Regions from separate parts of the Homo sapiens genome. Here region 2 is linked to region 1. A link is a loop called in an ENCODE intact Hi-C map of the cell type or tissue named here. Cell type or tissue: IMR-90. All regions are shown on one strand. Links, peaks and the distances in the headings refer to the core of each region. The heading gives the core; the rest is flanking DNA. Region 1 overlaps PLSCR1 (phospholipid scramblase 1). Region 2 has its middle 91 kb from the start of PLSCR4.

Region 1 (8,348 bases), core at 239-8,238:
CTGCAGTGTGGGAGGATGCTGACCAACTAGCCTGCAGGCTTGGCTTCATAGAAGAGCACTCCTGCTCCTGCTGAATGGCCTGACATTTCCTTGGGTCCAGGGCTCCTTAGGTGCAAAAATAAACCTAGGAAGCCAATTAATGTTTTATAATGGCTGCCAGGGGAAGAAGACCCTGGATAGATTTATGAACCATAGTGTTTTCCTTCTAGATAAAAAAGGTTTAATAAAAAATAAAACTCTCCAGTTTTTAGGAATATGTCTGCTAAATTCATTTTCACCTGTCTCCAAAGTTTCTTTCCACTGGTAAAAATTAGAAGATGAATTGTATAAGCAGAATAATGGATTTGGCTAAAATATACAATTGTCATCTATTACATTGAAGTTATTTGTAAAGCACATTATTATTTATAAGTTACTTGATTTTTTTTTTAGTGTATCTAAACAAAGCTTTCTCTGGAAGACAGCTTTGTATTCTGAATTTTTTAATGTTTTATAGTATATATTAGTAAGGCTATAAAATCCAAACAGACATATAACCAAACATTACACAGCACACTATTTATCTTTTTTTGTAGATTTATAGGCTTTATAAATATTTGTTAAATATGTGTTAATTATGAAATAGAAAGTTCCAAATCTAACAGTTTTTAATTATGCTTATTTTTCAAAAAAGAAATGTCTCCAGTTTTTTTTTTGTTTCTTTTTCTCCAAAATTGAAAGTCTATGTTATTTTTTCATGAGTGGTATAAAAAAGATGAAGATTACTCAGGTTTTTAGAATCTGAGCATAAACTAGGCACTTACTTTTTTTTCTCAATTCAAAACACAGAAGACAATAAAAATATAAACAATTTGTTTACATTTTTAAAGTAAATGAAAAGAAACTTAAAGGTTATGTAAACCAATGTTGTTTTACAAATAAGCTGGAGATTTTTGAGATTAAGCTACTTAATGTAACAATTAATTAGATAATGAATGTCCTCTCAAAATCAGCTTAACTTTTTTCTCATCAAACATTTGACTATTTCAGATGTTGAAATCAGACGTTGTTCCTATAAATGCAGAGTACAGGGTCTGTCTGTGTCCCACCAAGGACACTTAAAGGAGTTCATGGTGGTAAGACTTGTGAAGGCCGTCTTTATCCGACTCAGAGTCTTTCCACATAGGCATTATAGAGTGACTTTTCCTCCATATATTTATTTTAATCACTCATTATTTTAGCCAGGCTTCTGACATCTATGACCCCAGTTACTGAGGACTATGTACAAATGGGACAGTTATTGCTCCTTTCTGGCTTTAAATATGGAGAGGTTTCCAATGTATGGTTAGATATGGAAAGCCCTTGATACAAAGTATGTGAGTGTCAGCATTTTGCAGCCATCTGTTTCCCTCATGAAGATAGATTAGCCCAGCAAAGGTGCAGAGTTCACTTAGGATTCCCACGGTCTAGATATTCTGTGAGTTGAAGCCTTGGTTGCCGAACACGTTTGTCTAATACCCACCTCCCACTTCTGAACAACTACTGTTGAGTTGAATAAGGATGCCCTGGGTCCAATGTGACATTCTAATTCATCTTTCATTTTTACTCCCTCGGTTTTTATGCGTGTACATTGCCTTCTTTCAAAAGCATTGCAAAAAAATAAGACATAAGTAAGGTTTATAAGACAGTCTCAAACCAATTGATTTAATATAAAATTTCATAGCACATAAACAGCAATCCTCTTATATTCCCCTCCACATTACACATAAACTATCCTGCATTAGTGGACATTTTATCTATACACCTAGCACCACCGTGCCCACCCACAGCATTGCCCCAACTCTCAGCAGAAAAGTCTCTCTTCTGACAGACATTTATGGAATTAGGAAAATATAACTTGTTTCCAGTGTCTCACATAATGAAGGGATGGGTTGCCCCTCCACACTTGTGGGTGTTTCTTGTTAGGCGGAACGAGAGACTTGGAAAAGAAAAGACACAGAGACAAAGTATAGAGAAAGAAAAATGGGCCCAGGGGACTGGCATTCAGCATACGGAGGACCCGCGCCAGCACCGGCCTCTGAGTTCCCTTAGTATTTATTGATCATTATCGGGCGTTTCCCGGAGAGGGGGATGTGGCAGGACAATAGGATAATAGTGGGGAGAAGGTCAGCATGTAAACACGTGAACAAATGTCTCTGCATCATAAAAAGGTAAAGAAAAAGGTGCTGTGCTTTTGATGTGCATATACATAAACATCTCAATGCCTTAAAGAGCAGTATTGCTGCCAGCACGTCCCACCTCCAGCCCTAAGGCAGTTTTCCCCTATCTCAGTAGATGGAATATACAATTGGGCTTTACACCTAGACGTTCCATTGCCCAGGGACGAGCAGGAGACAGATACCTTCCTCTTATCTCAACTGCAAAGACGCGTTCCTTCCTCTTTTACTAATCCCCCTCAGTGCAGACCCTTTACGGGTGTCGGACTGGTGGACGGTCAGGTCTTTCCCTTCCCAGGAGGCCATATTTCAGACTATCACATGGGGAGAAACCTTGGACAATACCTGGCTTTCCTAGGCAGAGGTCCCTGTGGCCTTCCACAGTGTTTTGTGTCCCTGGGTACTTGAGATTAGGGAGTGGTGATGACTCTTAACAAGCATGCTGCCTTCAAGCATTTGTTTAACAAAGCACATCCTGCACAGCCCTTAATCCATTTAACCCTAAATTGACACAGCACATGTTTCAGGGAGCACAGGGTGGGGGGTAGGGTTACAGATTAACAGCATCTCAAGGCAGAAAAATTTTTCTTAGTACAGAACAAAATGGAGTCTCTTATGTCTACTTCTTTCTACACAGACATGGTAACAATCTGATCTCTCTTTTCCCCACGGCATAAGGACTTAATTTCTCTATACATTGGTAATCTCTCCTTTTTTTTGCCATTTTTCTCTGTCTGGATCATCTCTAAACATCATTTCTTCTCCTCCTTATGCCACTTGGGGTATCATCAAAAACTGGCATAGCTAGATATTATAATATCTGGATAAATTCAATATTTTTAACATAGAGGTGATTATGATTTCGTCTTTTATGTTTTTAGTTTTAACAGGTTTTGAAACTAATAACAAATATGAAATTAAGAACAGCTTTGGACAGAGGGTTTACTTTGCAGCGGAAGATACTGATTGCTGTACCCGAAATTGCTGTGGGCCATCTAGACCTTTTACCTTGAGGATTATTGATAATATGGGTCAAGAAGTCATAACTCTGGAGAGACCACTAAGATGTAGCAGCTGTTGTTGTCCCTGCTGCCTTCAGGAGGTCTGTGATCAATTACCAGGGCACTTTGTAAAATAGTTCAGCAAGAATTTCTGCCCTGTCATTGAACCTTTCATCGAACCTAGGCATTATGATTATTACATTTACATATATTATTTTGCCTTTGTAGATAGAAATCCAAGCTCCTCCTGGTGTACCAATAGGTTATGTTATTCAGACTTGGCACCCATGTCTACCAAAGTTTACAATTCAAAATGAGAAAAGAGAGGATGTACTAAAAATAAGTGGTCCATGTGTTGTGTGCAGCTGTTGTGGAGATGTTGATTTTGAGGTAAGAGATGTCATAATGTTTATAAGATTTGCTTTCCTAATATAAGAAGAATGTAATTTTGCAGGACATTATAAATGCATTAAATAAGTGTTGTGTGCCAATGTCTCAATAGCAAGATGATTTTCTCATTTATTTAACTTTGGGCAGAGTGGTAGTTATCACTCTGATTAAAGGTCACTGTTGGTCATGAGAAATGGAAAAAAAAGAAGCAGACCTATGTAGTCAAATAAAAATAAGCAAATCATCCCTCACTTAAACGTGGTGGTTTCTATGTGATGACACTGTATATTATCCATTTTAAACAGAACGTTAACCTTGCCATCTAAGTCTGATTGCCAAAGCATATGGATCCTTCTTAAATCTGAAATATCATCTGCCAATGCTCAAGGCCATGTTCAGAATGTCTGACATCTTTGAATTCCTACAAGAAGCCCAATTATGCAAAGATAGTTTTGAGAAAATTAGTATAATATGTACTACCCAGTTATGCTTCTCTGTGGTCTCTCCTTTTCCCTATATTAAATTAGGTCACTAGAAGCTGCAACATATTAATATTTGTATATTTACTGTAATACATTGTAGAATTTCATTAGAGTAGCTCTTCAACAACAGATGGTCTACTTTTACAATCCAAATTTTTTCATTGCAAATGTTTAAAAATCAGAAGGTTTTATAACTTAATCTTGATTTCTTGTTTCTCTTGGAAAATCAGAAAATTGGGTTAACTGGGCCCACCTTTCCAACAAAAGGGTAAAAATCTACTAAAGATGTGTGGGGCTGCCCCTTGTAATAATGACATGGGAACTCTACCACTGTCTCCACCCCTTACTGAGGTTTTTCAATATCCAGTGTCATTCATTTATGTGATCTGCCTGCCTTCTTTAATCACATGGTATTTTATTCCTCCGTCAGACTTTAGCTATATAAAGATGAATCCTTTCCCCCATTGACTTCATAATCTAATGACAGAGATTTGCAGTTCTAAGGAGGATGTGATATAGAAACTTTAAAAAGGCTCTTATAAGGGGATTATATAATGTGTGTATGTATATGTGTGCATAATATGCATGTATAAAAATTTTATGTAAGGGTATGCATAATAGCAGTTCTTCATGTAAGGGATGGAATCTCTGTCCTACATCCAGAGAAGTGAAAAGTAATTTCTCATTCAAGGAACAATATTAACAGAAGTTTGGCTGGCATATATTTTATTTTTAGTAAATAAATGAAAACACTGGAAAAACATTGTGTAATCCTTGTATTTGATACTAAAAAATTTATGTTTCATCTGGCAGTCTTTCTTGATGGATACCTTAAAGCATCCATTCCATGTAATAAATTAACTTTTCTTCTATTTATCTAGAATGATGATATCAAGGTACTCTCATGGAAAGAATTGAGAAATAGTCACTTGAAGAATTTTCCATAGAGTTGACAATGGAAACTTTGACACCTCAAAGCAGAAATTATCAGTATGAGGGACCACTAAGGAACATGAAATCCACCAGGGTGTCACTGGGCATGGAAACTTGAAGTAATAAAAGAGATAAAAGCCTGTTCCACAGCAGGGGCAGGAGTCATTCTAAAACAGAGAATAACTCAAGAGGCATTTCATAGGTGTACTATGTGGAACTAATTCATGGATTTGATATCAATTGAGGATGAAAAAAATTTTGGAGATAAACTTGATGTGTTATTATTCTGATATTACATTGGCCAAGTTAAGAATCTTGGAGGAAAAACACTTGATTTGTGTCCTCTTGACCATTATGATAGTCTGCTTTTTAAAAAGTAAGGTATCAAATACTAATACACATCTAGGTCAGGGATCAGCAAAATATAATCAATGAGCTGTAGTTGATTATATAAAATATATATGGGAAGTTAATGACTTGAATTAAGGTCATGTTGGATTTTAGTTATGTATAGGAAAAGAATGGAGAGTTTTCAGCAAACAGACAGTAATTGAATCTCTAAGAAGGTTATCTTAATGGTGAGTAAGAGAGAGCCTAGTAGACCTTTTATCCAATATAGGTGATAAGAGAGTCTGTCTCCTTCAAGGACTCTTGGTAGGGGGAAAAAATATGGCCACATGAAACTGACATACCAAGTCAGCTCTGTCTATGAGCTTGAAATCTGAATTCCTGCCACTGTTGTGTTTCAGGAATCTCAAAATATAGAAACTGATCCTGAGTAGTGATAAATTTTATATGGTCAACTATAGCCCACAGATTTTTTTTCCTGCCCTCTCAACTAGATTTTCATTAGTATTCAATAAATATGTTTTTAAAAAGCAGACAATCCTAATGGTCAAGAGTATAGACACTGGAGCCAGATGCCCAGGTTTGAAACCCATCTTCACAACACTTATCTATGTGACTTTAACAAATTCTTTCACTTCTCTTTGCTTTAGTTTTTTTACATGAAAATTGGGTGTAATAACAGTAAATAAATAAATCATTAGTAAGTAAATAAAATAGCTTACCAGCAACTATTAATATACTCATGATACACTTTTTATATTTCTTTGCTACATACCTAGATCCTATATGCTGTCATTATATTTCAGTATTTTGCATTTATATTTGCATTGTGAGATGAATCTATGGTTTTCTTTTTAGAATGCTTTTACCAATTAGTATTGCACTCATGGATTTGAAAGTTTAACATTATACAATACCAATTTATTATTTCCAAATGTTGACATTTTATTATAGTGATTTTCTATTCCAAAATGTCTACAATTTAGCTAAAAATTATCTAGTCCTGCTAATTTATTGGTTGAAGATCATTATTTGCATTTCTTATCCTTGCCATAAAAAATGTATTCTCTACTTTGTTAAATTTCTTGCTGTAGTAATCAAAAAGGGCAAATGTTAATATCTTTATCTGTATAGTGTTGAGTTTACGGTGGCTAGTAAGTTGTCAGCTGCATTTTTCATTTTTTTAAATTTCAGAATTAAAAAATAAAACATAAGAGTTTTCATTACTAGCTTCAAATGCTTCAATGACAGCTATTAGCAGAAAAATACTAACATGTACAAGAAAGGATTTGTATTAGTTTATTTCACCACAGTAGTATTTCATTACACATAATCCCTAAAACTCAGCAGCTTGCAATAAGTGTTTATACTCATGCTTATGGGTGTGTAGGTCAACTGTGTTTCAGTGGATGTATTTAAGCACTGACTTAGGCGCATGTTAACCTCAATCTGCTCCAGGTAGATTTGTTCTATGGCTGTAGCAGCAGCAGCTACCTGAGTCATGCTTTTCTAGTGGCTTGTCACTGAAGATCATAAGCCAGGCCAAAGCACTTAGCCAAGTTTAAGGACACTACTCATGTCATATCTGCTAACACCCGTTGTTCAAACAAGTAACATGGCCAAGCCTAATTATGAAGGAACAGGAAGTATACTGGCCCTACAGAAGGAGAGGGAATGAAATGAATATTTGATGAACAGTATTATGCTATCAGCTTCATATTAGATGTTTATTTCTAGTATTTTACAAACTATCCACTTGTACTCAAATAAAATGAGTCAAGTATTTTTAGATTCCCCACATTTATTTAGCTGAAAAGGACACTCCTCTGTTAATACAACTATATGTGTACATAGTTTTGTGAATTTCAGCTACATTCAGTCCCCACCTGCCCTCCTAGAGGAGTTGCCTTAGTCTGAGCAAAGTCCATTCAACCCTATATGATGGCCCTGGGCTTTCCTCAGGCAGAATTGTAAAATTAGGAAACTTCTACTTCGGAGCTCATTTGTTCATACACTCTTCATCTTTTATTCACACCCCACTAGTTATCCACTCTCAACCTCAACCCTTGGCGTGGGGCATTTCATCAAGTTACTTATTGGTATTTGCCTTTACTCCAAACTGCTAATCTTTTCTAGGTGCTTAGCATTTCATGTTTGGCAACTCACAGTGGGTAGTAATAAGCCTTTTCATCATATTTAATCTTTCAGTCTGTGTAAACTGTGCTTCTCCTAAAGCAGAAGTCTAATAGGAGTTTTGTTCATTAACTTCCTGATGGCTTCTAGAAATGTCATCAAAGAAACATTTCATATTTATATCCTTTTTTGCTTAAATTTTCTTTTGGGTCAATTCAAATAATTTATTAATGTCTATATTAATATAAAATAGAAATTGTTAAATATTTCAGGAAAACTTTCTGAAATATAATTTCTCCGTACAATGAAACAGTTTTTTTCATATATCTATAAATAGATACAGGAGCCTCCAGTTATCTAATGAGGGTTACATATGGTGCATAATTTTAATACCATATTTGTTTCATCTTACTTCAAATTTGAAAGTACTTTTGCTATAAGTTTCCTAAAAGTATTTAATACTTTTTTTTTTCAATTTAGATTAAATCTCTTGATGAACAGTGTGTGGTTGGCAAAATTTCCAAGCACTGGACTGGAATTTTGAGAGAGGCATTTACAGACGCTGATAACTTTGGAATCCAGTTCCCTTTAGACCTTGATGTTAAAATGAAAGCTGTAATGATTGGTGCCTGTTTCCTCATTGTAAGTCTGTTCTTATTAATCTTGATTATAGATGCTTTCTCTAGGTTCATTCTGAAATGATTCAGTAAAGTGTATATTTCAAAATGACATTTTAAAATTTATAGATTTTAAATCAGGATTCCCATTTAATCCTAGCTCTGAAATTCTATTTGATCCTGACACTCTGGGGTCACAGGTGACTAGTTTCTACCTGAAGAGTCTATGAATATTCACATGGCAAGAGG
Region 2 (8,348 bases), core at 325-8,324, 180 kb after region 1:
ATTGAAAACTATTGGTGCAATGCTATAGAGTTGATGTGTGAATTGGATTAGAAATTTGGAATTTTCTTGAGCCAAAAATTTTATTAAACTGATCTCTTTATAAAATAACAGAAAGGGGTGGGGCCAAGATGGCCAAATAGAAGCAGCTCCAGTGTGGCTCTCACAGACAGGAATGAAAGGGGCGAGTAAATACAACACCTTCAACTGAAATATCCAGGCATGCATTTGCATTGAGACTGATCAGGGAAACAGCTGGAGCCATGGAGAATGGAGAAAAGCAGGGAAGAGTGACAGCCTGCCCAGAAGCAACACGAAGCCAAGGGAACCTCTCTCCACCCCAGGGAGTGGATATGTGACCTTGGGAAACCATGCTTCTCCCATGGATCTTTGCAACCCTTGGGTCAGGAGGTCTCTTCCTGAACCCACTCCACCAGGGCCTTTGGTCTGACACACATGGCTGTGTGAAGTCTTAGCAGAGCAGCTGCTCAGGCACACGCAGAATTCCAGGAGCTCTACATATTCTGGCTCCAGGAAACCTGGCAAAGGTGACTGCAACTCAGTCAAGGAGGGAAGTTGGATGTTCCTACACACCCCTAGGGAAAAATAGCTGAATTCAGGAAGCCAAGCAGTGCAGGCCTATGGGCCCCACTTCCACAGTGCCTCGCAGGACAAATCCCACTGACTTGGAATTCCAGCCAGCCCCCAGAAACAGTGTTGCACCTACTTGGGATGAGACAGTGTTCCCAGAAAGAGGGGCAGGCTGCCATCTTTGCTGTTTGGACAACTCAGCCATTCCAGCCTGGGGGTTTAGGAGACTCCAAACCAAACCAACCAGGGATGGAAGGGACCTCTCCTAGCACAGCATAGCTGCTCTACCAAAATATAGCCAGACTGCTTCAAGTGGGACCCTGATCTATTCCTCATCTCAGGGCAATGCTTCCCAACAGGGGCCTCCAGCAAGCCCTACCCATATTCTCTGGCAGACAGAGTTTTAATTTCTCCCTTGGATGGAGTGCCCAAGGGGAGAAGCAGTTTGGACAACTCAGCTGTTCCAGGAAGTGGGCTTAGGAGAGTATAAACTGTCTGAGGCAGAAGGGAGCCCCCAGCAATGCACAGCTGCTCTACCAAAATGCTGTCAGACTTCTTCTTTAAGTGAGTTCATGATCTGCTCCTTATCTCTGGGTGGGACTTTCCAACTGGGGCCTCCAGCTACCCCCACCCACATTCTCCACCAGACAGTTTTGATTTCTGCCTTGGATGGAGCACCTGAAGGGAGGGATGGCCAACCATCTTTGCTGTTTAGACAACGCTGTTCCAGTCTGTAGGCTTACAAGAGTCCAAACCACCTGAGGATGGAAGCGGTACCCCCGCAGGGCACAGCTACTCCACAAAAGTGTGATCAGACTGCCCATCAGACTTTCATCTTGTGAGTGATTCCTAAGTAAAACCAAGATTAAAAGTTTACCTAATGTTTTTCCCAAACTCATTTTTCATGTAATCCTACCACAGAATGTGTTCTCTCCTTTGTGCCAGTTTCATTCACATGCTTCTGCCATCTTCGACCCTCTCCTTATTAATCCATGCACCTAGGGAAAACTGCCACTTTTAACTCAAGTGAATGGAAGTCAATACATTATTCTCTCAGAGGTACCCATGAAATAATTTAAAATTGGTCACACTTTGAGATTCACCTTGGCTAACTTACTCTCCCTAAGCCATTGAAAAAAATTGCATTCTGTATAGGTGGTCCATGTAAAACCATCCTGAACTTCCTGATCAAATCCAAATGGCAGGTGATATGTCAGAGAGACCAGTGAGTAGTAACTGAGCAAGAAACAATCTAGGTATACACAGCTACTTCTAGATGTTGTTGCTTTAGCAAGTTAATGTTTTTCAGATATTTTAGATAAAACAGTCTTATACAGTGGAACTGGAGAAAATTATTTTTCCTATTTGAACAGTCCTTTTAATGTCTATATGACCAGGTGAAAATAGGCTAATTTCAGGTGATAACACATATTTTTAAATTAATTTCATTCATACTCAAAAACTGTTTTGGAACTCAGTTGATTCATTGTGATATATCTATCATCAATTTCTTTCTTAATGCTAACTTAATTCTCTTATTTCTGTCTCTCTCAATAGTTGGACAACATGCATGTTTTTCAGCATTTGGAGCTCCTGGAAAGTATATATAATTTAGTAGTGTTCAGCAGTATTTGAATCAGGTGGAAATTGACATTATTAAACAGGCAGTTACTTTTTTTACAGCAATCATTTTTTCAGTGGTTCAAACAGAAAACACTGTTCTCCAGAAATTAAAAGAGAATTATTTTGTGTAATTTGATTTATTTACAAATTATATAATCATTAGCTCTTAGATTAAAAAGGATCTTATATATTATCTGGTCAATGCCCCCTTACACTTACACCTTCTATCCACCCATCATTTAACTTTCACAGATGCGGAAAAGAAAGAGCAGAGGAATGAAATGACTTAGTGAGGGTCAAGCAGAATTTAGATTTGCTAAAGTGTAGTGCGGTGCCTTTGTTTTAGAGGCAGGAAGAAATGAGCACAGTAAACATGAAGCCTAACATCTGTTCATCAATAGAGTGTGGCTGATTCTTAAAGCAGCAGCTTTACACATTCATTTAGCAACATAAGGTCTTCAACTCCTCTTGGTTACTTTTTCTATTTGCAATTAGTAGTGACCCTGATCATCTTACTGAGCTATTTGCAATTAGTAGTGACCCTGATCATCTTACTGAGCTGGATAATTTATGCTCTAATGTATAAAATAATTAAAATATTTTATAATTAAAGTCTCTGAATGCAGTTAATATATAAGACATAATCATCCTTATACAAGATGACTTTTATCTTTTACATGGAAAACTCTTAAATCATCTTGCACTGAATTTAAAATAGACACTTTAAATTCTAAAGCATATTAATACTTATAAGGTGATGAAATAGTTTGGTGTTCCCATCAGTTGTTTATGTTTCAAATGAAATTTTTAAAAGGCTATTTGGCCTTACACCCTGTGAAATGATTGATGATGACCTCTTGAGGGCAGACTTAACAGCTAATAATTTAAAGATGACTTTCTCATTTTATTTTCTAGTGATGACACATTTTGAAACTAATAATAGAAATGATGTTAAAAACAACTCAGACCAGATGGTTTTCATCATAACTGAAGACACACATATCTTTACCAGGAATGTGTATTGGACATTAAGGCCCTTCATCCTCCAGATCACTGAATGCATGGGCTGAAAAGTCATGACCATACAGAGACCTTTCAGATGTACCTGCTGTTGCCCCTCTGCCAGGCAAGAGGTCAAACAATGAATGTCCAATCCACAGTTTCCTTCTGATTCAACTTTTCACAGCAGTTTGCTCCTTCCATACAAAAGGGATTTTCCCTGGCTCATCCAGTCAGAATGGGAGAAGGTAGTGGAGAGGCAGGAAACCAAATTATCTCACCTAAGGAAAATCACAGAGACCTTTTTCATGTGGGTTATTGCTCTTTAGTGCTAATCGGTGGGTCAAGCACAATTAAGCTTGTTTAGTCAATAATCATGATTCCGTCAGTTGCATCTATGCAATTAGAAATTTACCTTTCACATAGAATAGTCACATACATTTATCTAAATATACCTACATATTACCAGGTAAGGTAATGCTAAACATAAACATATGCTTTTAGAATTGGAAGGGACTTCAGATACCTTTATACTACTCATCACAACCCACACCTTTCTGTTTTTTGTTTTTTGTTTCTTTTGAGACAGAGTCTTACTCTGTCACCCAGGCTGGAGTGCAGTGGCACGATCTCAGCTCACTGCAACCTCCGCCTCCCGGGTTCAAGCGATTCTCCTGCCTCAGTCTCCCGAGTAGCTGGGACTACAGGCACACGTCACCACACCTGGCTTATTTTTGTATTTTTAGTAGAGACAGGGTTTCATCATATTGGTCAGGCTGGTCTCGAACTCCTGACTTTGTGATCCACCCGCCTTGGCCTCCCAAAGTGCTGGGATTACAGGTGTGAGCCACCGTGCCTGGCCCCACAACCCACACCTTTCTACAGAGAAAGAAAGAGTGGCTGAAAACGATTAAGTGCCTGAGAAGGTATTACACTTGACTGTGCCAGAATTTCAATGGAGATGTGCTGCATTACAAGCTGGTTACTCTTATATAACCTGCATCATTCTAGGAACATCTTTTACCATAGTAAAAAGAAAAGCGGTTTTGGAGCAGCCAACCAGAGTTTAAATTCTAGATATGACACCTACTTAAATTTGTACAATTTACTTAACCGATTTGGGCTTCAATCTTCTGGTACATAAAATATGCATAACAATACCCCATAGGTTTACTGGGATATTAAAAGACATATTAAGTACCAGTATTTACTAATCTCAATGTATTACAATATCCTCTTTTCTTTGATTTCCTCCATTGTAAAATAGAGATGATATAGTACATATCACATAGGAGTTTTTGAGATTTAAGTAGTAAATTAATGTTACATGCTTAGGACAGCACCTGGCAGATAGTCTAGTACTCAAAGAACGTTAGTTGTTGTTCTTAGATATCTTACTCCCCTATCATTATGTTTTAATCATAACAGCCTTATATTTGAGATGAATCTTCACCTGTATCCTTCATTCTTTTAACTATACTAGGAATTTTTCTTCATATTCATGACTTGCATTGTCTTCTCAAATCCTTTTAGTGCAGCCTTCCAAATTAAAAAAGCTATGATGCAGAAAAGATAATCAAAATTACAAACTTACCCAATTTATAGAACATTTATCTCAAATATTATTCAGATTTTATTCTTATTTCTTCAGTTTTACTTGTATTCATGTTTGACTGTGTATATTTAGTTCTGTGTAATTTCAGCAGCCGTTCAGATTTCTGCATCCACCACCACAACACAGATAACCTGGTGAGGCAAGCTGATGTCCTAACCCTGTTTTCCTAGTTGCCATGAGTGGGCTGGTGGTCAGAGTCAACTGATGTCTAAGTGAGGGGTAGGAAATGTTCTAGGGCTGGGATAAGCATGATGCACCATTTCTGAGGTAAAAGCCGTATTCACTTCACTCAATCATGTATATATGTTAGAATATATATTCAAATGACATGTTCTGAATTCTGAGGAATCAAACTATGTGTACAGCAACATAAACATATTTATAAAGTAAATAATTTACTTTGAAAACCTACATATAAGAACAAAGAGTAAACAGTAAATTTCTCAAAACATATACTGTAATTAGTTAGCTTAATGTTTGCACATTAAATTTTACCATAGATCTTAGTTTTGCTGCTTCTTAGCAAAAAAGCCAGTAATGTGAAATCATGTAATTTTGAGATGTGTCTAGCTTGGTTTACCTGAAGATTTAATTCCTTGCCAGATGGATATGTATCTGGGCATGTATGAAGAAAAATCTACCTAATTATGAGATAGGTGAGATAATATGACCAGTTATATATAATAGTAATGATAATGGTGATGCTGATAATTATAAGAACAACTGTCCCTTTTTATTACTTCCTACATTGCCGGCGTGGTTCTGGTTCTGACTACTTTTTGTATATTAACTCATTTAATTCTCGTAGCAAGCCTATGAGATGTATTACTGTGATAATTCCCATTGTAGAGGTGAGAAGACTAGATGAGGTATTTTGCATGAGGACCACTCAGTTATCTATCTATTTATAAAGCTATCTATATTTCTGTTTGAAGCCAGCCCTAGATGCTACACCCTAAACCATTATGCCATGTTACTCTTTTATCTCTGTGTGATATTTGGTTTCTCTATGTATTAATATTAACACAGATGGCCGGACATGGTGGCTCATGCCTGTAATCCTAGCACTTTAGGAGGCCAAGGCGGGTGGATCACCTGAGGTCAGGAGTTTGAGACCAGCCTGACCAACATGATGAAACCCCATCTCTACTAAAAATACAAAAATTAGCTGGGCATGGTGGTGCATGCTTGTAATCCCAGCTACTTGGGAGACTGAGGCAGGAGAACTGCTTGAACCGGGGAGGCAGAAAGTGCAGTGAGCCAAGAATGTGCCATTGCACTCCAGCCTGGGCAACAAGAGTGAAATTCCATCTCAAAAAAATAAAAAAATTTAAAAATATATATTAACACAGACATACAGGGGAATGAAAATACAGAAAAATTGTACATAAGAAATTATAAACAGGAGATTTCTGTATACAAGATTTGTATACAATTATATACAGAAATTATATAGAGGAAATCATATTCAGGAAAATTCATGTGTTTTCAAGTTTGGGATTATTGCTGGAAGCTCATGAGGCTCCAAGCAGGTCTTGTCTGAGAGTGTGCTCTCTTCAGAGAGGTTTGCTTTTGCTTCTGCTGGTGCCCCAGCAGTGTTACCAACTGAAGATTATTTTTATTTATATTTTTAGGTTTTTGTTTTTCAAGTCTGTATGTATTTCAAATATGAACCCCTAAATGATGAGGACAAGACTTGATTATTGTGAGAAACACGCTCACCCATCCAAACCCGAAGAATGGACTCAGAAGCACAAAGAATAGCAAAAGTAAGAGTTTTAATAACGGTCTTGCAAGATCGAGTGGTAGGCAGGCACATCCGGGGCAACTACAGCAACTAATTTATCTCCTAGCATGCAAGTCCCTCCCCCAGTTCCTCACTGGTCAATTACTATGGGGTTATAATCTTCCCAGATGTCACCAAAGTTTTATTATCCCCCTTATAAGGTTATACCCCAGTCCCCTTCCCTGCTTAAGTTGTGATTTCCCAATAACGAAACTTTCTTCCCTTTTATGGGCTGACCCCGCCTCAACATTCTGTTCATTTATCATGACTTTCTAATAGCAGAAGCCATGCACTTTTTTACGTCCGCAGGCTGGCTGCCAGTGCTAGATTTATCATGCCTTGAAAATGGACCATTTAAAATATTTTCTCTCAAATTCTCTCTGCTTTTCTATTTACTTCCTCTGGTCTCATTTTCATCTAAATCCTCCTGGTCCTAGAATCACTCTAGAAGCCATTTACTTTCTTCTTCATAGGAGAGTGAGTTTAATTTAGTTTCTAATAGTAGAAAGTTATTTTGCTGGTAAGTCATGGGCATTTGCTTATTAATAGGTGTTTCAAGTAATCTCTGTGCTAGTCCCCTTACACAGGGATAATACATCATCCCACTTCTGTTAAGATTCCTGCCACAATTATGAGAGATGTAAGGATTGAAGCACCATGCTTTCCATTTTCCAAATCGACTTTCTGGCCAACCCATAAATGGGTCACCAATTCCAGCATTTTCTGCGAGTTTGTTGGCTAGAGTTGTCATTCCTTGTAAAGCTTTTGTGATGGTCCCATCTAGGGACAATTGGTCCCTAGTATTGTTGGGAATGAAAGTACATTTCCCACCCAGCATAACACATATGTCTCCTTTATCTGCTAGTATTATGTTTAGTGCAAGCCTATTTTCCCAGGCCATTTGGCTGGTGGCATCTAACTGGCTAGCTACCCCTTTTGAGAGTGTCCCAAGTATAATTGATGATTCTGTTGATTATAATACATGTAGTTAATCCAATCCACATTCTTATTAATAGCTGACCACCAGAACAGTGGTGACTCAAACCCAGCAACTATTTGGTTTTGGGACTTAAATTCATTAGGCACCGCCCTAGGGACTCCTATCGAGTCAACATGTGTATTGAGATCAAAAGAATTTGTTAAATCTCTCCAGTTTGGGTGGCCATGTGTATTTTCAAGTATCTTATGGAATGCCAGGGTGAAGTGAATATCCAACTGGACTAACGCACAAGTCCCAGTCCAATTGGATGGTTATGGAGGTTCCTTTTCCCACAGTACCACCAGACATCAGCCCGAGGTATATGGACAGCTGAGTAATTGCCATTGCTTGACTCAACAGTGATGTTTAGGATGTGGGTACAAGACGAGAGTTCTCCCATGGGCTTATTGAATTCTTCCCCCTGCCTAGAGAGGTAAAAGGAGTGGTTTATATTCCCTGTAGAGAATGAGGGGATTGCTCTGGGATCCGGCCTCCACAATGTGGAAAAGAACAATGACAGACTCTTACAAGTCTTATTTCCCAATGCATCCTTGTCGTGGTATGGAGCCAACATGCAACACATTCCTTTAAAGTTAACTCTAAGAAAAATCTAAAAAGAAAACATGTGCTGGCCCCATTTCTGGAAGTTAATATGGCTAGGATGGACTACTATACAAAGAGCAGACCGTCAAAACTTGGTATTCCATCCTAAGGGAAACAGAACCACCTGTGCCCGAGGTCGTCTGCAGCCCCCGCAT

The links. Hi-C counts contacts between places; a loop is a spot of excess contacts. Peaks named below come from ENCODE experiments on the same cell type or tissue, not always from the same donor. Only the 100,000 strongest peaks of a DNase experiment are listed, where the experiment ranks them.
Region 2: a loop joins it to region 1, with 2.1 times the contacts of the local background. A loop is called at or near these places in 1 of 110 quality-filtered maps.

The regions. Positions count from the first base shown.
Region 1 is chr3:146,516,782-146,525,129 of GRCh38, reverse strand. PLSCR1 (phospholipid scramblase 1) reads left to right here. Exons shown (of 9, transcript NM_021105.3): 6 at 3,077-3,297; 7 at 3,425-3,586; 8 at 7,963-8,124. Among named protein-coding and RNA genes, the nearest start is that of PLSCR1, 24 kb to the left of the region's middle. RefSeq lists enhancers at 1,957-2,475, 2,476-2,993. In IMR-90, for the core only: no CTCF peak of the experiment used is centred there; a DNase peak (open chromatin) is centred at 3,599; H3K27ac peaks cover 183 bases.
Region 2 is chr3:146,337,998-146,346,345 of GRCh38, reverse strand. It overlaps the pseudogene PLSCR4P1. Among named protein-coding and RNA genes, the nearest start is that of PLSCR4, 91 kb to the right of the region's middle. In IMR-90, for the core only: no CTCF peak of the experiment used is centred there; no DNase peak of the experiment used is centred there; H3K4me3 peaks cover 365 bases.